3 separate regions of the Mus musculus genome follow, and regions 2 and 3 are each linked to region 1. The links are chromatin loops, found by intact Hi-C in ENCODE. Cell type or tissue: left cerebral cortex. All regions are shown on one strand. Each heading gives the region's core, and the rest is flanking DNA. Links, peaks and the distances in the headings are about the cores only.

Evidence for each region. A loop is a pair of places that touch in the nucleus more often than their neighbours do. Peaks named below come from ENCODE experiments on the same cell type or tissue, not always from the same donor. Only the 100,000 strongest peaks of a DNase experiment are listed, where the experiment ranks them.
Region 2: a loop joins it to region 1, with 2.6 times the contacts of the local background. A loop is called at or near these places in 2 of 42 quality-filtered maps.
Region 3: a loop joins it to region 1, with 7 times the contacts of the local background. A loop is called at or near these places in 14 of 42 quality-filtered maps.

What each region holds. Positions count from the first base shown.
Region 1 is chr4:12,237,772-12,245,943 of GRCm38, reverse strand. It overlaps the pseudogene Gm11847. Among named protein-coding and RNA genes, the nearest start is that of Gm46846, 68 kb to the right of the region's middle. In left cerebral cortex, for the core only: a CTCF peak has its summit at 4,829 (motif pointing left); DNase peaks (open chromatin) are centred at 2,722, 4,106 and 4,820; H3K4me3 peaks cover 306 bases.
Region 2 is chr4:12,448,719-12,456,890 of GRCm38, reverse strand. No RefSeq gene overlaps it. Among named protein-coding and RNA genes, the nearest start is that of Gm46846, 280 kb to the right of the region's middle. In left cerebral cortex, for the core only: no CTCF peak of the experiment used is centred there; DNase peaks (open chromatin) are centred at 3,685 and 4,606; H3K27ac peaks cover 396 bases.
Region 3 is chr4:12,535,424-12,543,595 of GRCm38, reverse strand. No RefSeq gene overlaps it. Among named protein-coding and RNA genes, the nearest start is that of Gm46846, 370 kb to the right of the region's middle. In left cerebral cortex, for the core only: a CTCF peak has its summit at 4,821; DNase peaks (open chromatin) are centred at 1,842, 3,955 and 4,783.

The DNA of each region.
Region 1 (8,172 bases), core at 2,104-7,103:
TAGCCACAAAAATATTTGAGAATCTTGCATTAAATGGCAAATGTCTTTCATCAAAGTATTGTTTTAGTAGGGTGATAAATACTGAATGGAGTTATCTGTTTGGTCATTCATGATGACAGAAGTTCTTGTCCTACTGAAAAGTTTCTTGTCAACAACAAAAACATAGGGTCTGCAATTACATGAGAAACAAACATTGTTCTATAAAGAAGCTTTACCATTAAATTTTTAAGGTAGCTTTAGCTATTAATGAGTTCTGAGGAAATTTATAAGGGATTAAAATATCCATCAAAAATTGGTTGACACAACAATCTACAACATCAGGAGTCATGCTATTGGCTGGGTATGATGACATACCCCCATAATCCCGTTAGAGGCAAGGAAATCAAGAGTTTGAGGCCAGCCTTAGCTACATAACAAAACCGCATTTCAAAAAAATTAAATAGTCCTCATGGGGGGGAGGGGGAAGGGAGAGAGAGAGAGAGAGAGAGAGAGAGAGAGAGAGAGAGAGAGAGAGAGAGAAAATTAAATAGTCCTAATATTGGATGAAGATGTTCTAAGGCATTTGCTGCTTTAAAACGTTGATGTGTTAACTGTCAGCCAATAGAAAAGTAATTAAAACGGGTGCAAGTATGCTTTGGGGAAGAGAAGAAATATTCTAAATCTAGATTTTAGGAAACATTACACAGCTCACTAGATACACTGAATGGCATTGGTGTGTACACTTATACAAGTGCATCTCCTGACACATAAATTACAACATCAGTAAAGAAAAGGCAAGAAGAGGAAGCAATGCTCAAATCAAATACATCTTTCTCTGTACAGAAGGAAGTAGCCAATTGAACACGGGCTGTAGTCTCATGCGTGTAGCGATGATCTCAAACCTGGATTGATGCCAAATACATCAAGGGCGACAGTACAAACATGGGAGGTGATTGGTACGAGATGACCAATGCCTTCCTCAACCTGAGGGAGTTTGAAACTCTTGGAGACACAGCATTTGGTCCCATGAGGTCAAGGCAAGAACATGAGGAAAGCCACAGGATGTGTATCAGAGGGGTCAGTACTGAAAGTACTCAGAAGGTAAGGAGGTGAACTGACAGTTTCTAACAGAGAAATGGCCAAGTGGTTGCTTTGAGAAGACAGACATTTGGGATCTGCCATTGAAGCAGAGGACGTATTGAGTTTGGAGGTGAGTCTGTGGTGAGGATGGTTTGAAGAGAAGTAAATCAGCTGAATGACCATGGGAAGAGGCAGGGAGAGCAAAGAGGTATCTGCTCAGTAAAGCTACTCTGTGATAGGCATCACCCTGGCTGGGGCTGCGCTTCTAAAACCTGTGAACAGCATCCATTTACTCTTTGTGCCAATAGGGTCTGAAATCTGTTGTTCTGGACAAGCCAATGCTAAACTGACCTGTAGATAGACTGGAGTTGATCTGTCACATCTAATATAAGAGAGCATTTTTTGTTATTTAGTCAGTTTGGCTTGGGTTTTGTAGTTGCTGCTACTGTTTATTTTATAATGCTTTAGTTCACATTTTAGTTAGCATGCAAAAGAATGTTTCATTATGTCACTTTTTTTCTGTATGCACATGTCTTGTGTGTGAGTGCATACACGAGTGTGCGCCTGTGGAGGAGACCACGAGTCACTATCAGAAGTCTTTCCTGCCTGCTCTTCACCTCTTCCTTGTGGCAGGCTCTCTCACTGAATCCAGAACTTACTGATTCGGCTCCCCTGGCTTCTCAGCAGCACCCCTCCAGACCCTGGGATCCCCCTGTCTCCCCCTCAGCTCTGGGGTTACACGCACATGTCACATGTCACCACACTTTCCATGAATGCTAGGGATCTAGCTCAGGCTCCTACACTCGGGAACACTTTTCTGACTTTCCACCTACACAGATCTCACTTGGGCATGTTTATGCACATAGTACATTTGTCATATTTGTTGCCCTAGTCCGTCCTCCTCTGCCTGCCTTCCATCATACGCTGGCTCCTTACTCACATAGCATAGCCACCCTTCTATGCTTATATCATCCATTCATAGACAGTCAGACAGACACAGATGGATGGATGGACAGATGATGGACAGGCAGATGATGATGGATGGAGAAAGAGAGAGAGAGAGAGAGAAAGAGAGAGAGAGAGAGAGAGAGAGAGGTTTTTCCATGGAAAAAACATAGCATTTATTTTAGTGATAGAAAAGAAAACATGTTAGAAGAGGAATTTAGTATCTATAGCTTAAAAATAGAAAGGACAGAGTTCGAATGACCACTTTTATGGAAAACACAGAGATGAAGAGATTTTAGAGAAAGGGTGATAGTATATGTCTGGAAGGTTGGGAATGGAGACAGAGCATCTGAGCCAAGCCACTCTGTCTAAGAATGATTGCTTATGAGCAGCATGGAGAAGGAGGAGCAGAAGAAGTGGAAAACATTATGTAAAACACTGCATTTCTCTGCCTTGTTCCTTGGTAGAAAAAAAAAAAAAAAAAAACAGAATCTGGCTCCAAGGAATTGTTCTGAGTTCTTCCTTATGGAGGTCTGAGTTACAAAACAGTTGAAGCATGGATTAGCAAGAGTCACGATGTCTTGGACATACAGAGCAACAGCCGTGTGTGCTTGTTGGGGCAATGTTCAAGGCATGCAGTACTGTACTGGTTCTGCAGGAAGACTTGCTGCAAAGCCTTCCTTCTACAAAATTAATAATTTGGTAGTGTGTTTGTGATGCTCCTTCTAACGTGCTGCAGGATACTGTAGCTGCTGCTTTGTGTATTCTGGCTCATGAACACGATTTCTCACTACAGTAAGTTTGAAGTCTATGGTTGTTGCCTGACAGCAAAATACAGTGTTAGGATAAAATACATAAATTAGTGTTGTCATTTTGAAGTTTGAACCTTATTCAGAATAAAAAGAACTTGAACAACCTCATACTTACAGGTGTTTGAGGTGTAGGCCTCTATTTTACCTCCGATGAACAGCCTCTGCCAGGCGTGAAAGATCTGCAACGGTTCATTCCCAAATGAAGCAATAAATCTGGGATTGACAGCTCCGCAGATCCATCACCAGGTCAGAGGGATCTGTGCTCTGGCGCCGTGACATTCAGGTAATTGGAGAATGAGATGGAGACATGGACTGACTCCCTGCTGTGAATGCCACCAGAGGTTATACCTTCTTCAAGACCACCAGGTCAGAAACTGTATCAGCAACCATTAAGTGTTTTTAATTCTAATTACTCATTAAAATTTAACTTAACTCATATGTCAAATACATGTAGGTTATTCTCTTTAAAAACAGCACCAAGAATTAGCTGATTGTTTTTCAAATAGAAGACTTTTCTTAGAAAAGCTTGTATGATTCATGATTTCGAGGTAAATTATGAATTTAGAAACCATAAATGAAGCTCTCTTTGTGCCAAATTATACCTTTAGGGGGTTGGCTTTAAATAACATTTGGTCAAATACCATCCTTGTTCCATTCTACAAAAGAGAGCTTGTATTTTAAAATCTACATTTAGTGAAATAAATGCAATTGTATTTGGAAAACATAAGTCACTGGAGCCGCAAAAACAATCTGTATTTATGAGTGATAATTTTTCTTCAAATTCTCCATAATTTGTTTTCATGAAAATTCTTAAAAACACTTCCCAAGAAGGGCATCATTGAAAATTTTTGTTTATGTGTATGTAATACTGTATGTGTGCATGGTGTGTTTGTGTCTATAAGTGTGTATGCACATGTGGGTATGAATGTGAGTGTGAAAGTCAGAAGTTAATGTCAGATGTTTTCCTCAGTCATTCCCGTGGTGGGGGGAGGACATGTGCTATGGCACGTGTGTGAGGTCAAAGAACATAGTGAAGTTGTTCTCTCTTTCCACCTTTACATGGGAACCTGGAAAACAAACTTAGACTGTCAAGTGTGCGTGGCAAGTGCTTCACCCACTGAACCATCTTGCTGCCTTTTCACCTTAATTTTTGAAACAAATCTCTCACTGGACTTGAAGCTTATCTGTCTGACTAGACTGTCAGGCCAGAGAGCCCGAGCTACCCTCCAGTGTCTGCCTCCCAAGTGGAGATCACAGATGCACACCTCAGCACTTACCACCTCTTCGTGGGATCTGGGAATCAAACCTACCTTCCTGCCATACCTGCTGGTACGGCAAGCACTTGATTGACTGAGCCATCTCCACATCCCCTGCCTCTGACATTTTTACATAAGGCAGGCAAACATTTCTGATGGCAATACGTTCTGTTTGTTATGGAAATGTGTATGTCTGCTGTATAATGGTCCCTTTGGGTTATTGGGACAGTATTAGAGAGTACGGCAAACTGTCTCCAGAAAGCCAATTCTTAGCTCACTTTTTTAAGATTAAAGGATATCTTCTGGCTTAAAGGGAAATTGAGATACTTAAAGGCATAAAAATCAAATGGGTTATACAATTTTAAAAGTTTCTTTGAAAAAAACTACCAAAGTTTAGCTACAAGATATTTGTCATTTATGCATTTTCTTTACAATCCCTTTCCAGAAGGCAGCATCTTTCTCGATGCCTCACAGAGGATGGCATAATTTAAGGAAAATCTTTAAGACAGGGAAATAGCTTTCCCAGCCAATGGCATCAAAATCAGAAAGAGAAAAAGAAAAAAAAGAAGAAGCCTCTGCAACAGAACTACCCAAACTGGGGAAGCTCTGTTTGGGTATTTTACATAAGTCTGTGAAATTGCTGCCTATAACATGTGATTACAAACAAATAAAAAGCAAACGCACCTAAGTCGGAGGTGGTTCAGCACGAGACCGCGCAGGAAGAGTCTTTTGACAGAAAGCCAGCGCCATCTACTGTCTGGCGATGAAATAGCAATGGAAACCGTTCTTTGCCCCGTGCCCTGGGAAGACCTGAGTTGTGCAGCTGAGGCTGGGAACAGGATCCTTACCCCAATACTCTGCAGAAAGGGAAAAGAGAAAAAGAAAGGCAGGATGCTTGGCAGCCTGGCGCCACCAACAACGGCCATTGTTTCCCTGAACACTGAGGTCGCCCAAAGGAAAAATTTCTCCGGTTAACTTTCTAAGAACTTCATGTTTTCCTCAGGTTTTCTAGCTCGCCTGCTAAAGATGTAGAAGCACCACTTCCACCCTGTACCCAACTTTTCGCCAACATTGGTGACTTAGTATTTATTCCTTCATAAGTCGTGAGTTTCTGGTGTAGAGAAGATAAAATGACTACACTGACTCTTTTAAGTCTCATCGGCTTATCTTTAAGAGAAGAGGAAGGTGACATTAGGAACATTTGGGTGACCAAATTGTTTCTATTTTTCCTCAGGGAATGTTCCCTCAGGAATGAATTTGCCCACACACTTCCAAAGGTTCCCCCTCCCTAGTCCACTTTTATTTGGTTTTGATGTATTTAAAAGTTTCAGAAATTTTAATAAAATTGTATGGTTTCATTTGGGAAGATATTTTAAGGGGAATCAGACTTTAATATAAATACACAGCTAAAAGAGGAAATCAAACCAACAACTCTCTCTATGCCACTCTCTTCAATGTTACTTGTTTCCAAATCAAAACAAAACAAAACCTAAATTCATCATGAACATGTTCTCTGGTCCTTTTAGTTTTAGCACAATATAAAAATGAAACACCTGATGCTTTGTCTTAATTCTTTGAGTATCTGTTAACTTCCTTGTCTTATCTTTGTTCTTCACTTGGAGGAAATTTTTCAAAGTTCAGTAAATAGTCGGGGTTTTTTTTGGAAAGCAAATAGCTTAAGGTGAACTGGGTGCTTGCTTTTACGAAAGACTATCTGAATATTAATTTCTGTTGATTAACGTACAGAGATTGATTTTCTCCTGCCCTTCCTAAGTTTGTAGTGCCCCTGCATGTCAGCTACCATACAAACCAGCAGCCAACAGCATCTCTGACTGTGCTATCTCCAAAGACTCCCTTCCATGTTCCTGTTTGGTTTTTTAACAATTTACATTAACACACACACACACAAATCCTGAAGAGCAATTTCAAATGCCATAATATCATCAAATTGTTATTTTAATCCCTTTGTAAATGAAAAGGCCAGGGTGTGTTTCCAAATCCATCCTAGGTTTTGAAGTGAGCAAATCTTACCTGAGCTCTGCCTTGGGAGACACAAGGATTAAAGTAGCCTCCCTGTTATTTTCTGTGGTCTGTACCTGGGCTTGCAGTAAGGAGCCACTTTCTGTCAGGACCTTTGTTCCTTGTTTACTTCCGCTCCAGCAAGGCTGCATGCAGACCCTCTCCATTGCCAGTCTTTGCTTGGTAGCTGATTAACTCAATCTCTGTTTCCTGTTGATCAAACAAAATGACTGTCACTCACACTCGGGCTCAGCTCTACTGCCACTACTACCCTAGGCACCTCTCCTGCATCCCACATCCCCAAGCCAGTGCTTTGGTATCTGGTTCACTTCTCTTAGAAATACCTTCTCTCCAGTTCTTGAGACCCCTCCTAGTCCTGCGATCACAGCATCTTCTCTATTGCAATATCTGCCTCCCCTCTTATATAACCCTTTCAAATAAAGACTCGCCTTACAAGGAAGTCCAGGTTCCTCTTTTATTTAACAAAACCCATAACTCTGTTTAAAGCTGGAGAGATTTGATTGATAATCAATAATCAGAATTATCAAATAGTCTTGTTGCCCTAGAAGCAAAGCTCTGCCCTTTTATAAGAGTATTTGTGTTGCTCGTAGGTTCTCTCCTTCACTTGAAAACAAAATGAAAAACTTTGCAAAAGTAACACTTCCCAGAAAATACTTATACTCAAGCATATTGAAACTCATATTACTTTGTATTTTCATAAATTCTACCATAAGACCCGACATTTTCCCAATTTTATCCCAAGCATCAAGTTCCCCCAAATTTATCCAAATCTGAGCTTGCTTTTCTTGAGAGGCAGTACTGTAGTGCTTAGCTAAGTCTCTTTGGAATGCACAGTTTTGCAGCAGGATGAGAATCTGAACATCTTTGTTCAAAACTCCTCCTGTCAGAGTGTTCAGCACGCAGTTCTTAGAAAAGAAATCTAATTTTCAATGGCAAAAACCACATAGTAAGGCCTAGTGCTACCAAAAGTCTTCAGAACATGTCTATGGCCAGAACTGACCAGTACCATATGCCATACCATGTAAACAAATATGTACCAATGCACGCGATTGTATACACCACAGGAGGAGCCAGCAATGAGGAGCTGAGCAGATGTCTTTGAAGCATAATCACTGTTCTGGCAGGTAAGGAGTCGAAAGCCCTCTGATGTGCAGAAGCGGATTGGAAATGTTCGATGAGGACATTTACATATAAGCTTGCTAATGCCAGTGAACTACTGGTTGACTTTTTATAAACTTAAAAGATCTGGGTAAATACGAGCTAATTTTGCTAGTGCCTTTTCAAAAACGTATGTTGGGGGAAACCCATTCATCTCCCTTGACATTAGTTCTAGGCTCAGATCCAATGCCTATACACCATGGCTCATTTCTGCTGTGTTTATTGAAAGCTGCTATCTATTTAGGTATTCCTTAAACATGTATTGGTCTCCTACTTCATGCTAAGCACTATGTACAGGGTTGCAAACAGAACTGGCAAAAATCTCTGTCCTACTGTAACTTGGAATCTATACAAATAATAATGATGATGAGTAAAAAATGCACAATGCTACATGTATTTTGTGCTAGGGAAAATATTCAAGGAAAGGAAATCCAAAATGATATGAGCCTGGAGGGTTTCCGACACAGAGAATGTGATTTTTGAGTAAAGAACACACAGAAATGAGAGGTTTAGACATTCAGGTATCAGAGCAAATCACCCCTAGAAAAGAGAAGAGAACATGCAAAGGCCCAGAGACAGGAACTTACCCTGACATGACAAGTGTGCAGAGGCTCCGAAGTTCAGAGCTTCTTTTTTTTTTTTTTTTTTTTTTCTAAAAATATTTTAATGAAAAGGTCATCTTTCTGTAACATTTCATTATGCTACAAATGAAAACAATTGAATTACAGACCACCTCTGCTGTCATAAAGATTAGAAGACATGTTAAGTTTAAAACTGAATACTCAGGCTACCAATCCTCACAGCACCTTGCACATCTGCATGCTTGCTACCATGCCAATTACTGAACTATTGTCAGGAGCGTTTCAAATTGTGACATTAACAGAACCCTTAAAAACCGAGCC
Region 2 (8,172 bases), core at 1,800-6,799, 210 kb before region 1:
ACACACACCACACACAATGTGAACACTTTTGCATTCATTCTGCAAGCATGAATGTCTATATCTAAGAACCAATTTTAAAACCCTCCTTCTTAACAAATCCTCAATATACTTCAACAAAATGATCAGCCTATTTCTTTTCTTCCCTACCAAGTTTGGTCTTCTCTTGTTTCCTTTAATAGATTATAATTATGGGATCTGCATGTCACTAATCTAGAGTATGAATTCACCCAAGTGTATATTAGGTTGGGGAGACAGTGCAGTGTGGTGAGGTACCCACTGCACAAGCATGAAGACCTGAATTCAATGCCCAGAATCCATGTAAGAAGTTGAGTACAGGACCTGGATCTATACTTAGCAGTACAGGAACTTGTGTGTGAAGAACAGCAGTTTGGCTTTCATGTAGGGAAGCTCTCAAGCGCTTGTAAACCCACTTCTAGGGGATGTGATACCTTCTTCTGGCCTCTGCAGGCAGCTGCACTCATGTGCTCATGCAGGCAGACACACAGACACATGTAAAGTAAAACGAATCTTTTAAATATAAAAGGTAGGTGATGGGTACTTTACTCCCAGGGCTGAGGAGGCAGGAACATGGATCCCTGGGACTCCCTGGTCTAACCAGTGCACAGTCTTTGAGGAACAACAACTAGGGTTGACTGCTGCTCTTCACATGCAAAAGCTCTCTCTGTTTCTGTCTCTGTCTCTTTCTCTATGTCCTTCCCAAACTCCTTTCTTCTCTCCCTTCCTTCCTCTTTCTCTCTCTCCCCCTTTGTCCTCCCTCATCTCCATCTTTTGTCTCTTTGTGTGTCTCTCTCATACACAATGTTTCTGTCTCTTTCTCACACATACTCACATGCTCAAGTGCACACACACACACACACACACACACACACACACTGCTGTCTACATCTTTATCACTTTTTTATCTCTAGCATTAAGTCTACTGTTTGGAACACAGTAGATACCTCAGTCAGAGATATCTTAGTCACAATTACCTAAAATTGTGTTTTGTCTGCTACTAGAGTCTCAGTCAGCTGACCTCTAAAACATTTTATTTGCACATACGGCAGCCACCTGACTGTTAAGCAGGAGCTGCCGTAAGCCATGAATAACATTGAAATGAACAATAGCACTTGGTGAGACTTCGTGAAGCATCCAAGGCATAAAAGATAACTTCAGGCTTCTTGGGAACACACTCAACTGTGATTCTAAACAGAATGACTTCTTCCTCTTGTGCTTGGTTTCCTCACTCTCACCTAGGGAGGCAACAACGTAGAACTTATGAACACAGGGATGTTTTGCAAATACAAACACCAAAGCTAAACTGCATGGAGAAGGATAGATTCTGTTCCTGTCATGCTAGAGTTTGGTCCTGCTGTTTCTACCTCAGGTACTTCCTGAAGTCCGAGTCTGTACAACATCTTTGCTTTTATTTTGAGTTACTTTGCATGGAACCCTAGAAGTTCTCATGGGAATGGCTGCTATAAGGGATCCTGGGACCTCCTCTGAGGTTTATCCTCCACATCCATCTCTCTCTGCTCCTGCACAAGCTCCTGTCATGGTGTCCTTTCCCATGTTATGTTGTAGACAGAAGACGCTCGTCAGAGGTCAAACAGATGTGGCCAGTCACTGTGGCACTTTCAGCCTCCCACACACTGAGTAAAATATTTAATAAATAGGTCACCCAATCTTGAATGTTTTATGATAGCCATGGAAGATCCATCCATAGAAATAGTCATGGAGTTTTCACTCAGCTGCTATTCCACATTGCCAGTGAAAATCAGTTCTCTATCACTTACGTTCTCTCGCACAGTGACTTTCACAACTATTTTAGGTAGGCATGATCACTACTATATGTGGGGCACTAGACTAGAAACTCACATCCATTGGGCAGGCACACTTCCAACATTCTAGACTCCATGTTTAAAAAAAACAAAAAAACTAACATGTTGAAATTGGATGGTACAGCCAATTCCTTCACTAACAAGAGTGAAACCACAATTCAAAGCTGTGTCTTTCTTTCAGAGTATATGTAATTAACCAGCTCTCTGCACCATACACACTGTCCATCTAAGGATCGTGATCATAAATTACCAGTCAGGTAAGAGCCTGAGACTCTGCATGTCTAACCGCTCTGCATGAGGTAGACTTGACAGTTTTCTAATGACCCTGCCTTTCTTGAATCCCTCTCCATGTTTAGAATTTAAATAATTAATTCTTGGTTCCACCTCAGATTTGGTAGCAAACAGGATGTATAAGAGTTGGTAAACAGGTTAAACAGTTCTGAGCCATACATTACAGTCCATACAGTTACCTTCTGCAGGGCTCACTAACACCATGACCAACCAGCCACAGTGGCTTAGAACCTTCAGTACACCAAAAGATAGATAGAGCATCCTGTAATTCTCACTAAACCTAGCACTGTTTAGATCTGTCAAAGGCAATAAATAATGCATCATGCTGTTTCACAATGCACTGTCTGTAAATAGTTACTTTTTCAAAGCACAGTACTATAAGAGTTTATTGTCTTAAGCTGGACAAGTATACCAACACTTACTGAAGCAAGATCAGGATAAGCAAATTTAATGACTTAATGCTTCTTGATATAAAATCATTCCAGTTGAGTAACTTTGAATTCATCCTAATGCATATATGCCAATTATGTCTGATTTATTAAGAGAAGTTTCTGCTAGATTCTAATATATAACACTGGTTGCCATGGTATCAATCCTTACAAGGACATATTAAGGATCATAAAAGTGTCAAAGTGATAAGTTTGGCACTGGGTGGTTTTAATGATAGATGATAATACTCTAGCAGTCGTGTCCAAGAAAATACCTCAGACATACAGTAGAGGCACAAAGGTTCAACATTCTTGAATCCATTATTTTATTGGAAACAGTTTAAAAACAGCCAGAAGGAACTTCTGTATGTGGAGTCCATATAGCTATAGATGCACATATTTAAGTATCATATGTATATATGTAAATTTAATGGACTCTTCAATTAGGTGCTAAATTTAATTAAAAATAAATCCCAGGAAAAGGCTGAGTAGGCTAGATGTAGGAAAAACAAGATGATGGAGCCTTCTGGAAGATATTTTAATAGTGGATACATGGATTCATGAAATTCTGCCTTTGCCAAAATTCTTAATACTCTACTACACAGAGTGAAACTCAATTTAAACTATGGACTTTAGGTAATAATACAATCTCTTCACTAATTGCAAGACCATGTTAATACAAGATTTAATAGGGAAACTGGGGTTGTGTGGAGATAGCTATGGGAATCTCAACCAGCTGGCCATTTTTTCTACAAATTCAGAACTTCCCTAAAAATAAATGTAATCAGTTAAATTGTATATGCATGGATTATATAATTATACTTATATTTGTATATAGTATAATTACATAATTATACTATATAATTATATTTATATGATTATATAAATCCCAAAGGAACTGCTAAAGATAAAACTCATTTTAAATTAAAATGGTATGGCCAAGAAACTACAACGGAACTACAAGGTAAGTAATTTAAAAGTTACGACGTAGAAAATAATCTGCTTTCAAATCTCTCAACACTGTTCCTTATTATCTTTCCTCTCCTCTGCATTTTCCCATAAGTACTCACGTGCGATGTATGCGTGCAGCCTTGTGCTTGGCCAAGGCCTCTGTAGTCTACACTGGATACTTGCTAGAGCCTGTTCATACTCCAAACCTGAGCTCACCCATCAAAACCTACACATTCTCTGTGCAGTATAAATGCGGTCTCTCTCCTCACAGGCATGCTGCTGAAGGGAAAAGCAAGTTTCCAGCCTGCACTGGACCCACCGGGATCATTTATTCCCACCATGTAACTTTTTGTCTTGGCTTTACCAAAACTGAGTGTCTCTTGTGGACATCCAAAAATTATTTCTAGGGACAATAAAAGTGTCTTTTTAGATGCAGAAAATCTATGCAACGAGGAATGTTTAGAAGCATTGTGACTGTTTGATACTTTTAAGCCCACCCTTGCCACCTCAGGAGTTGCTCATTTTGCCCTTAAGCAACAAAAAAAGGGTCTATGTTTTATATCCAACTTCATAAACTCCAAACATGTCAATGGAAATAATCAAGTGAACAGACGATACCCACTCCAGATATAGTGAATCACACAATGGCTGGTATGATATGGCTCTCCCTCAAAGCTTGCAGCAGGCAATGCTGAGAGATTTGGGCCTGTTGAGAGGTGGAGTCACAGAAGTTTATAGGTGTTGACTCTTCTGAATCAACAAATGCTGTCTCAATGTCTAGAGTCAGGTATTGTAGGAGTTAATTCATTCTGACAAGAGTGTGTTATTATCACGGGAGTTCTGCTGTCTGGAGTCTTTCTTGCTTCTTGTCTTCCTATGTAACCTCTTATCTCATATTATGGCTTTAGCCATTATACCATCCTCTAAGTTGTGATGTACAGCAGGACCCAGGCATGCAGAGCAGACATGTATGCTCTTGAACTTCTGTGAGCTAAATCAATGCAGGGAAGGCGTAAGATGGGAGGGAGGCCCAGGCCCAGGTTGGCATTGAACTTGTGATCCTCCCTCTTCAATCTGGTGACTTCAGTGAGTGCCAGCACACCCTGCCCTAAACTTCTGTTATTCTACTTTACATATTGTGTTCTAGTAACAGAAATAGACTAAGACAACAGCCTTGCAGCCTCCAGCATGTCCACCCTCTGCTGTAAGAATTTGTGTTACATACTCCTAGAGGCATGCTGGTTTAGATGCTTGCTAGGCATAGCTCCTGCGGAGTATTTGGAACTAAAAAAAAAAGAGAGAGAAAAATAAGGATGTAAATTGCAGCTATTGGGGAGTTGACAGGATCTTCAGCATGCTTCCTAGAACGTCTTTCTACCTCTTAAGAACAAATCTTCTCTTGGATATGTCCTCTGCTCTTCTTTCATTTCCTTGCATCCCCCTGACTATTTCTAAATCTTCTGAAAGCATCAATCACAGCATTACCCAGACTTTCCTGTTTCACACCAACAAGGAGGCCTGGAAGCAGGTGCCTCTGCCTGTGGTAGTTACCTGTATGATCTTTAGCTATATTTGAAGACACCCCTGGCTTTTACTTTATTGAAGGGAAGGCAGACAGAGAGCATAGTGAATGAAAAGATATTTCCAACCAAGTTTTTAGTAAGATTTGCTTTTCAGTAAATACAGCACCCATGAGAATAAACTGTTCATCCTAAGGGACATGTTAATCTTCTTCATGGTATAGCTGCCAATTCAGGAAAATAGATAATTTGCCAAGTACCCTGCTGCCCTGGAAATTAATTCCTGTATGAACTGCTTTAACCGTGTTATCCTTTTACCTCCCAGATCAAATATAGATACTCAGCCTACTCTTAAAGTCACCCACCACTCCATCTCCTCTCTCGGGGCCTCTTCTGACCTCTTGACAGCTGCACTGTGGCCTGCCATCAGCCACATGCTGGCTTTCTTGCCCATATAAGTAACAACCTCAGAGTCATTGAAAATGCCAACTGCTTCATCCATTAATTAATTCTACCCTAGAAAAAGACCCACTGACTTAAGCAAAATGTGTATTATTTTCCTCCTAGCTTCTTTGTTTCACTAGCAAACAGATTGCAGTCTATTTATTATTTTTGGAATAACATTATATATAAAAATGAATTAATATTGACACACTGGTAGCTACCTTCCCCAATCCTGTATACCAGGAATTATTACTGAAGTCAGTTCTTTGGCTTTCTCTAGTGCCCAAGAAAATATGTATCAATTTCCTTTTCCTTCCTGGGTTCTTAAATATTTAAGAGCCAAGGACCATGTGCTCAGTTTTTAATTTGAGTAAACCTAAGAAGTGAAGAAGACCAAAATACCAGATTTAATTTCTTATGGTGGGAGAATGTGGCAAGATTTCTGTCATTTCCTGACCATTTGGTACTAACCATCTCAGACTTATCAACCTGTGGCCAGTACAGGAATGGGGCCACATGGCAGAAATCTAGTTGGGCATAGTAGAAATGGGTGCTGCTTGGTCATTCTACTATTGGTACCTAGACACTTCAATGAAAACACAAACTTCCATGAAACAAATCTAGGAGGTCAAAGTATAAAAAAGAAAGGCAGGAACTAATGCTGAACGGTTCATCCATTAGCTGGTCCAGTTCCTGGATGCTCATACTGATAACAATTTCAGAGTCTCAGAAAATCATGTGCACTGGAGAGATTTCCTACTCTTGAATGCTCTGTATCATCTTTACTTCAGAATCAGACAGATTTACCTCCAATATTGCCAGCCAGGTGGCACGGAGAAAAGATACTTCAAATGCCATTGTGGTATTTAAAGATTATACTCAAAAATAATCTGCTTCATTTCTCTGTTGTAAAGAATTTGACTTTGCCATGACTTGAGGTCTGCCCTTTGCCCTCAGCTACTAGGAAATAATCCATGTCAGGTATCACTAAATGCCATTGTTTAAAAGAGGGACCAGCAACATGAATGTTAGGGTGGGGTAGCCATCCTTAGAGTCTCAGTGATCCATGTGACTTAGGATAGGTGCCTTGAAGAAATAACATGGGGACTCAGTCAGGCATGGCTGTCTAATGGAACACAAATGAAAACTAGACACAAAAGCCCAGGCCACCTCCCCTGGCTGCCATGCACTTTGTCTTATAGTCCCTTGGTGCAGACGGTCATGGATTGGTGTTCACAGTTAAGCCAAATATTTTTTAATCAGTTTCATGAATACCTCTAGCCAGTTACCCAGTATGAGGTGGTTCCCTTCTCTCAGGTGTCTCAAGGTTTAGGGTAATGTGAGTGAGCTGTGTCAGAAATGTAGATGAAGAAGTTCACATCTTTCTGCAATGTCAGTGTTTACTGAATAGCAATAAATTCACAAGGTACACTGTTTTCATTGGCAGCAATCTGTTGACTAGTCCTAATTCCTTTAAGAGCTGGTTAAGTAAGCACAGGTTATTCATTCCATCTATAACTACTAATGTTAACTCTCAGCTCACACATTACACATCCCACAGTGAATCTTCTTACACGCGTTCGCGACCGGCCAGGAAAGACGCAGCAAACCAGAATCTTCTGCGGCAAAACTTTATTGCTTACATCTTCAGGAGCAAGAGTGCAAGCCCACCCAAAAGCAAAAGCGAAACCCCGTCCCTCTTCAGGAGAGTTATCCTTCGCCTAGGACGTATCACTCCCTGATTGGCTGCAGCCCATGGCCGAGTTGTCGTCACGGGGAAGGCAGAGCACATGGGGTGGAGAACTACCCTTGGCACATGCGCAGATTATTTGTTTACCACTTAGAACACAGCTGTCAGCGCCATCTTGTAACGGCGAATGTGGGGGCGGCTTCCCACAGTTCCCCCTTTTCTATTAATAAGAGCAATAGGCCACCTATATTAATGAGAGTGGAGATAGAGGTCAAATCCCCAGTGTGCAGGTAAAGGAGCCGTACACATAACCTCCTTCCAGGCTCATCACCTAGAGGGGTCCTGGTCTGGTCCCGTGTTGTTTTTCCTGGAGGAAGGACACTTGAACACTCAACCTTCTTGAAAGATGACATGTCTCCCTAGAATAGGCTCATATATGCCGCAGAACCCTTCTACTGCAGTGCTTAGCCGTGCAACTCTCTCGGGCTGCTGAAGCACACTCACTCTATCCCGTGCAATGAGACTAGCCTCGTGGTGTGCAAGAGCTGAGTGGCCAGCGACCTATTGCTTAAGCATAGATAACCATAAATCAGGGGAAGCACCATGTTCTAGTCCTGCAAGCGCCTGGGCAATAACCACCTTGTCTCTCCTAGTTTGGGCCTTAAGCTTACAGATCAACCAAAGAAGCAACACTAATCCACAGCAAAGTGTATCTCCAAATAATATCAATCCCACCCATTCTTTAAAGAAGGAAAATGCTGAGGAGATCCAATTGGGTAATCCTTTGGTCAGGGACAGGTCCAAGCGCGTGGAGTTGACCTGAAGTCTCAATTCCCGAAGGATCTGTTCAAATTCAGCCGTCCAATTCTGTAACATATACTGAGAAAGACTTTTTGACAAATTAGCTGCCCTAGTAAATTTCTCATACTGAATGGAAGTAACACACAATCCCGGAAACTTTTGTTCACATCCCAGCTGAGCTATTTGCCATAATACATCTAGTTGTT
Region 3 (8,172 bases), core at 1,800-6,799, 300 kb before region 1:
TGGGGCACACTGTTCCATCAGCATCTGCCAAAGGAAAGGTCAAAGAGGCCGCAATCCAGACACCTAAAGCAAGCTGACTACAGATGAGCTGGATGACCATGCACCAGGATGGTTCCCTAAAGCCCCTTCAGGCTGCCCTTCCTAGTTCCTGCAATTGTACCAATGTTATATGCAATGCTTCCTTACTGGACATAGCCATGTTATTGGACACATATGGCATAATACTTATTATTCCCAAGCTTCACTAGAGGTTACTGGGACCTTTGATGCCACCAAGACACAATATGGAAACAAGCCTTCATGACTTGGATATATCTCTATACTTTAACAACTGAAACTACAAAGGCTCAGGGCATATGCAGAGGAAGGAGAGGGAAGTGTTCTCTCTGTCTCTCTCTGTCTCTCTCCCTCTCTCACTGTGTTTCTATTTCTGTGTTGCTTTCTCTCTGATTCTGTTTCTCTCTCTCTCCCTTAATTTTGTTCTGATATTTTCAACATCATGTGTCCTTAAGATGGAGGGGTCCATTTTAAGCTGACTTTTACCTAAGTGCATTGTGATTTCTCCCAGTCTTTATTTCTTTGCCTAATACCTCTCCTTTGTCTTTACACAAATGTGCCTACAAGATCCATCACCAAGATGATTCCAGGTACCCTGGACATCTCTCTTCCCAGGTAACTGTTTCAAAGCGTAATATCTAAAGGTAGTCTGCAATTCACAGAGAGAAAATGGACCTTTTATCTTACTAATCCAATTTAAATCATAGTCTCCAATGTAACAGATCTCAACGAAATTTCTCCTATCTTTCTGTCATTTGTATGCTCACTGCTTTAATAATCATTCAGATTTGCAGAAGGAAAAATCAAGTAAAACATGATTGAATTTTGATGCCACTTGGGAAATATAGACAGAGATGTGAGACTATTAAGATGTTATGAAAGACACTAAGAAAGTAATTGTGTACTCTAGTATATCTTATCTGTAGTTTTCTGGACAAGGTTTACAAAACACTTTCAGATTGCATCATGCGGTTTTCATAGGAATGAAATGTCTTTCATTTAAGAGTACATACATCTTCAGGTCAAAATGTTAGAGACACACTCATATTGTAGCTGCCTCCAATAGGAACAACAATCAGACAGGAACACAGTCAGAATGGAATTACAAGAAAGCCACAAAAGAAACAATAGGGAGAATGGGGTCTGTTCTCCACTAAACAATTTCTATTATAATGCAGTGTGTGTGTGTGTGTGTGTGTGTGTGTGTGTGTGTGTAGCCAAAGAAGAAAGTTATCACAGCCTGTGTTTTTAAACCACCAATAGCCAATAACCCACTGTATACTCATGAAGTACTTGACATCTGTCTAAATTCTCCCTCAACCTCCTTACTTTTATTCCAGCAAGGCAATCACAAAGTTCATTCGGTTTGCAAATGAGGAGGTGGAAAGAGGGGATATCATTTGCCAAGGTTGACACAGCTAGTCAGTGACAGGGTTGGCCTTGAACTCAAGTTTGTTGTTCCAGAACACTCAACCATATATCAATCCATACTGGCTGTGAGCTTCCAGGCATTCCTGGAATCCATGACAAAAATATATGTTTGATTGAAATTCCACTGATTAATTATGTTCTGTGGCCATGCCAAAGAATGCCATTTTCTATTTATGAAAGTGACGGTGTAAATGAAAAGGTGTCCAGTGTGTTGTGTGCCAGGCCTCAGAGTTCTCACACTCTTCCTTCAAGGAGCTGAGGGGAGTTAGCAGCTTCATTCTAAGCTTCCCAACATGCCTGGGAAAGGCCCAGTGGGCAGTTTCAATTATGTCTGATTTATAAATAGAAAAACTGTTTCACAGATGGTGAGAAAAGAAGCTGAGTAAGGGGTTTTCCCAGAGCCATTGGCAGATCACAGCTTGCCAGGCCCACACAATGTCTATGTAGCCACAATCTCTGAAAAAGTTGCCCCCAAAGGACTGGTGAGCACTAGAGTCTACTGTGTGTCATCTGCAACACACACACACACACACACACTTTGAAAGGCAGTAGGGCAGGAGTTGACAGGGCTGTATTGAGGGTAAACAACGCACTGTTGGAACTGCTTGGTTCTAAGGTGCTGGCAGGCACAGTGGGCTCAAGAAATGGTAAGAAGACATCAGGTTCTGCATCAAGAGAAAGAAGGTGGTTGGTTCAGACTGAATAAATATTAGGAAAGGGAAAAAAATTAAGGAAGCTTGGAGCCTTTAATCCCAGCACTTGGGAGGCAGCAGCAGGCAGAATTCTGAGTTCAAGGCCAGCCTGGTCTACAGAGTGAGTTCCAGGACAGTCAGGGCTACACAGAGAAACCCTGCCTCGAAAATAAAATAAAATTTAAAAAAAAAGGAAAAAAAAACAAAGAAAGAAAGAAAGAATGCAAGCTTGGAAAGAGAAGTCAGTCTCTGCAAGTGGGACCTTTGGTTCATTGTCTTTTTTTCTTATGAATTGGATTCAAACTTCACCCAATGGGTTATCTTCTGTAATGTCATAGCCATGGTCATGTGCACATCATTAAAGACTGTATTTTCACTATAATCTTTTTTCTCTCCCTTTGTGTTTTGTGTATGTGTCTGTGCACGCATGTGTGTGTGTGCAAGCACACATGCAAGTGTGTGTGTGTGTGTGTGTGTGTGTGTGTGTGTGAGAGAGAGAGAGAGAGAGAGAGAGAGAGAGAGATCTCAGTCTAAGGAAAAGTCAGAGGCACATTTCAGATTCTTCTATTTTTCTTCACCTTACTTGGAAGCCAGAGTTTTTCTTATTAAAACTGCCTTTTGTTGTTTCCATTATACTGGCTGGCTAGCAAAATCCCACAGTCTTCCAATCTCCTTTCTCCCAGAGCTGGGGTTACAAGTGCACACTACCTTTACATGGGTCCCAGGGAGCCAAATCTATGGAGCATCTTTTAGACACCACAATACTTGTTAGCACTTTCTGTACTTCTGTTGTCACTGCCTGTGATTATTTGCTTGAATAGCCAATAGCTACCTTAACTTACCAAAGGCTTTTATGTAGACATATCCGATTATAGTCCGCTTCAGCCGAAGGGTGGAACAGTAAGCTTTGGTTTTTGTTTTTCTTTTTGTTTTTTAGAGAAACTAGGCATATTTGGCTAAATGACAATAGTTTCGAGGTGTTTCTCAAAAATATGAAATCCCTTTCTTTTCTAATCCTTTTCTTGATTTTCTCCAAAATTAAAGGCTGTCTATTTCCTACCTGTCCCCTATAGCCTGGTGCACTGTAATAGATGGGTAGCATGTATGATTAAGATTCTGACAACTTTGGTTAGCACAGTGAAGCAAAGATGTTAGAAATATTCATGTCATTCAGTGGCTATTTGGCTTTCAATGGTTAAAGGATTTGCTTTCCAATTCTAACTCAGAACCTCCCGGCACTAAAGAAGCTTGGAGTGGTTGTCCATCTTCTGCTTTGTCGAACTCAGTTGTCCTATGCAATATGATATTACAAACTATGTGTACACTAAAAGGTAATGGGCCAAAAATGCTTGATTGCTTAAAAGGGGAGTCTGCTAAATACGAAATTATTGAATTGTTATTATCCTTCACTAAGTAATATATACAACTGTGTTTTAACATTTAATACCATTACTTAACATGTGAAAGTAAATAAATAAAATGGGCTAACAGAGGCAATACCATAATATTATTTAATCTGCAGTTCAAGGTGCATTTAAAAATAATAATTTTGTAAAGAGCATTCAGAAACATTTGATCTTTAAAATGCATACTTTTGCTTATTCTAGTGTTTGTTGATTTGAAGGGTTTGAGGTCAGCCCAGTAAATATTCAGTTTGCTTGGCACAAACTGTGCAGGAATCTAATAGAAAGCAATATTGTTGAAAATGGATATCAATTGAAAACAGAGAGCAGTGTCAACTATTCCCCACTGGGAACAGACAACAATAAAACCAGTCGAGCATTACACAGCCGAGCCTGCCAAATGTCATTAGAGTAGAGAAAAAAGGAAAGGAACATGGTAGGGAAAGAGGCACTTGGCTTTATTTCTTTTTCCTCTGATTTAAAAAGATACACACACACACACACACACACACAAGAGAGAGAGAGAGAGAGAGAGAGAGAGAGAGAGAGAGAGAGAGAGAGAGAGAGAGAGAGAGGTGGGGGAGGGGGAGAAGGAGAGGGAGAGGGAGAGATTGGAGTTTTCAGAGTAAGGATAATAAAATGAGAATTGCCCAAGCCAGTCACACTGTTCCCTTAGGGCTGGCATATTTTGCTTTGCTTCCAAAAGTAATTGTCTTAAGAAAATTTTACAAATATTTGTATTTCTTCGGTTGATTAACACCCCACCCCAAAATTCTTTGGATCGTCTGCATCTCTAATCACAAAGTTCCCAGTTTTAAAGCAACACTATAATGTTCGGTACTATGATCACATTTGGAGCATTGCTTAGTTAATTGATCTGAGTACCTGGCCTTTGCAAAATCTTCATTGTTATTGCCAAGTATCAGTGGAGAGACTCCCAGAAGGAGCAGACTGCAGAAAGCCCTATGGCAAAGAGAGATACTTGCAGCAGCTCTGAAACCTGTCAAATGATGGGATGCAGTTATAGAATGGCTGGGGAAAGGGAGCACGGAAGAAACTGACTTCCCTTCCTCACCTAAATCCCGATTTGAAACCCAGTGGTGTGACCACCCCCTAAACTTCTACTGTATTTGTGGCATTTTCATTGATGACTTGTAAATTTTCAAACAAAGAAAAATTGTCTCCTACAGACAATGGTCAGGCTACTGAACAGCCAGCCAAGAGCTCCCCCTAGTGAGGTTGTATACATATTAACATGAGTTTTCAACCGCACTCCATCGTGCACATGTGAAAGAGTACAAACACACACACATACACAGCTTAGTCTTGACTCACTATTCCAAAATATTATTTATTGATATTCTTTGAGAAGAACATTTTTAAAAATCCCCCAAACTCTCCTGATTATTTTTTCTGCACTGTGCTGTTAAATCCATACCAAGGCTGTACAGCCAGAGAACTCCCTCTGAATGAAAAATTGTTGCAGTGATCAAATCATTTTGAAATAGCAATAATCACATATTGGCTCCCAATCTGCATCCTAAAGTAGATGCTATCAACGTGGAATGTCCTCAGGGGCGGCATATTACTACATAATTAGCATAATAACTTTGTTGTGTAAACAAAATAAAAGACAGACTTGAAGACAAGAAATAATATCTTACAGTGCATTGATGTCTCCAGCTTCTACAGAAAATCCTCCCATCCTTGACCAACCTGTTCTTTCTGTTACAGCAGGGCTGTGATTAAACATGTAAGGATCGGTGCCAGCAGCTCTCTGTGTCAGTGGATCTCATGTGTGAGCACACACGTGTCCATGTATTTTATTGCAGAGAGATGTACAGAACGCTCAACCTCTCCATATTTAACAGAACTAATTTGCGATAATATCTAGTATAGCATCTCCCTAATCAACCCTAATTCTCTCAAATACATTTTGGCTTTCTCCAAAAAGATATTTTATTGGTTTTTATGATCCTTAATAGGACTCAAAAGGGAGAGTAGGGATTATTTAGGGAGAAGGAAGTGGCAAGTGTAGAAATCAGATGCAGAGATGAAAGGGATTTAATGGCTTTCTTAAAATTCTTTGAGAGTCATATCAACATTTTTAGTAAAATACAAATGACTGTGGTTTTATAATTAACAGCTGCTTATGTTAAGTACTGAGTGTCCCCTTGCTCCTGCTAATATTTTTTTTTTCTTAAACCACAAATCCACACGACCAGAGGTAATAGCTGTAAGATGTTGCAGGCACCTTAGAATTTGGTTTTTGTGCTGCTACACAATCACACATGATCCTGGAAGCTGGCAGACAGGAAAATGGCTCAGACAGGAGATGGTCAAAACATGTTGTTCATATTACTGCAATGCTTTCAGCAGAAAGCATATGCATATAAACTCTGAGTTCACTGGGACCCCTTTTTTATGAATGCTATTGCTTTCTTCCCTTGGGGGCTGGTGACAATGTCAGCCTCTGCAATGCTTTGGAGGGACAACCTGCAATGGAAATACACACAATACAATGTGATGTATCTTACAATATTTCATAAAGTACATGTTTTACAAATTCGTTTAATGTACCCGAATATTTGTCTTTTCCAGGCTTGTAAACTTCTATAAGACAACAGCGATGACAAAAAGACAGGTAAGGGCAGGGGAGAGAGTGGGGCCGAGGTACTTCATACAGGGAGAGGTGGGGCTATAATTTACTGCCATCGGCCACTCTGTTAGGGCTTAGACTTCACGTTGGTAAAACTCACACCTGTGTTGGGCTTATTCTCATGCAGGTTGTGAGCGCATGATTCAGCCTGCAGAAACTGGCTTTCCTTCCTTACAAAAAGGAAAATTATAATGCTCAACACCTCCCTGAATCAAAATGAAGCAACCATAGAAAGAACTGAATTTAGACCTATTATGTTAATTAAAATTCTGTCAGCATCTCTGAAAGTGTAATTTGGCCCAATGTGTTAAAAAAACAACAACAACAACAACAAAACATCATGAAAATTAGCTAATGAATATTGTGCAGTCACTTTCCTAACATAAAATAACTCAACCATTTAAATTGCACGGATTCCAAAATGGCCTAATTTACAATACATTTTTTTCTGGTTTGTTGTAGGAGAGCTTAACCTAATAGCGTGGTGAGATTGCATCCTTTTTAAGTCCTAATTCTTTATAAATTAACAAGAGACTGAATATTCATACGAGTTTGGCTACTACATGCCTACATATTAAACTCTGATGATCTTGACTGATGCTCAACAGCATCAATCAGAGTTTGGTCCTCCCATCACCTCACATGCGGTTCAGAATGGGCAGTCTCAGGCTCTTGTTGACAATTACATCTGATGCTGGGATCACACATTGTCCTTGGATTTCCTTCACTACACTATGACCAAAATCTCCCCTTGCCTAGGACCTTATAGGACGGTTGTGAGCATTAGCATTAGTAGGTGCATAAAGTACTTACCTGAAAGTGCTTAACAAATTCATAGATGATTACTTTTAAAGCATTCTCTTTTTTTGTATGTGTGTGTGTGTGTGTGTGTGTGTACGCACCTGCACATCCATGCAGTAAAAACTGCATTTCCTTCTATTTTTCCCCAGGGTCTCTCACTAAACCTAGAGCTCACAGTTTGTTCTTCAGTGACTAACCAGTGGGCCCTGGAGATGTCTCCAGCCCTGCACTGGGATTAGAGGTTTGCATTGTTGCTCCTTGCTTTTAAGTGGGTTCTCGTGATCTGAACTCCGCTGCCCATGCTTGTACATATTTATCCACTAAGCCATATCACCAGCCCCTTAAAAGTAAGGTTTAATTCAGTTAATCACCTATTTATGCCTATTTATGCCTATCACTTTATGCCTATCTTCAAACCTATACATGGGTATTTCTCTTTTTGTCCAGGAAAACAGTAAGTGTTGGAAGTTATTAAAAGACATTTATTTTAGAATAAATATCTATCCCTGGTCTCATTAGAATTTTGATTTTGAATTCAATCCCAGCCACCTTCTCAAAATAGGATTATCCCCCAGTATAGTGAAAAAATAGTTACATATATAATTTCTTGATTTGGATTCTTCCAGACTTGAGTGTCATCCAGGGTTTATCACTGGAGATTTCAGAGATCATCCCAGTGCCACCAGAGGAAGAGTCTGATTGTTTTCAAATTCAGCATAGCCAAGATGAAAGAAGCAACGAGTCCAATATGTGGTGGGGTTGTCTTGTTTTGTTGCATTATTTATTTGTTTTGAAACAATCGCTTATTCAGACTCGCATGGAATTTGTGGCAATCCTCCTGCATCAGCCTCCACAATTCTGGGACTGCAGCCATGAGGCACTATACTTAGTTCAGGTGCACTCCTTTGTAAAAGGCAAAACCATCTGCACAAGAACATAATGCGATTTATAAAAATGAATTACAAATACGCAAACAATGTCAGTAAAGCTCAAATGCTCAATAGCAAATGCAGGAAGCCAGGCTCCAAGACTGCACACAGTATTATGTGCATTTTACTCTGAAACAGGTGAATCTATACAACCACAGCACAGAGGACAAAGGCAGCTCACTGGGTCTGGAGGAGGGAAT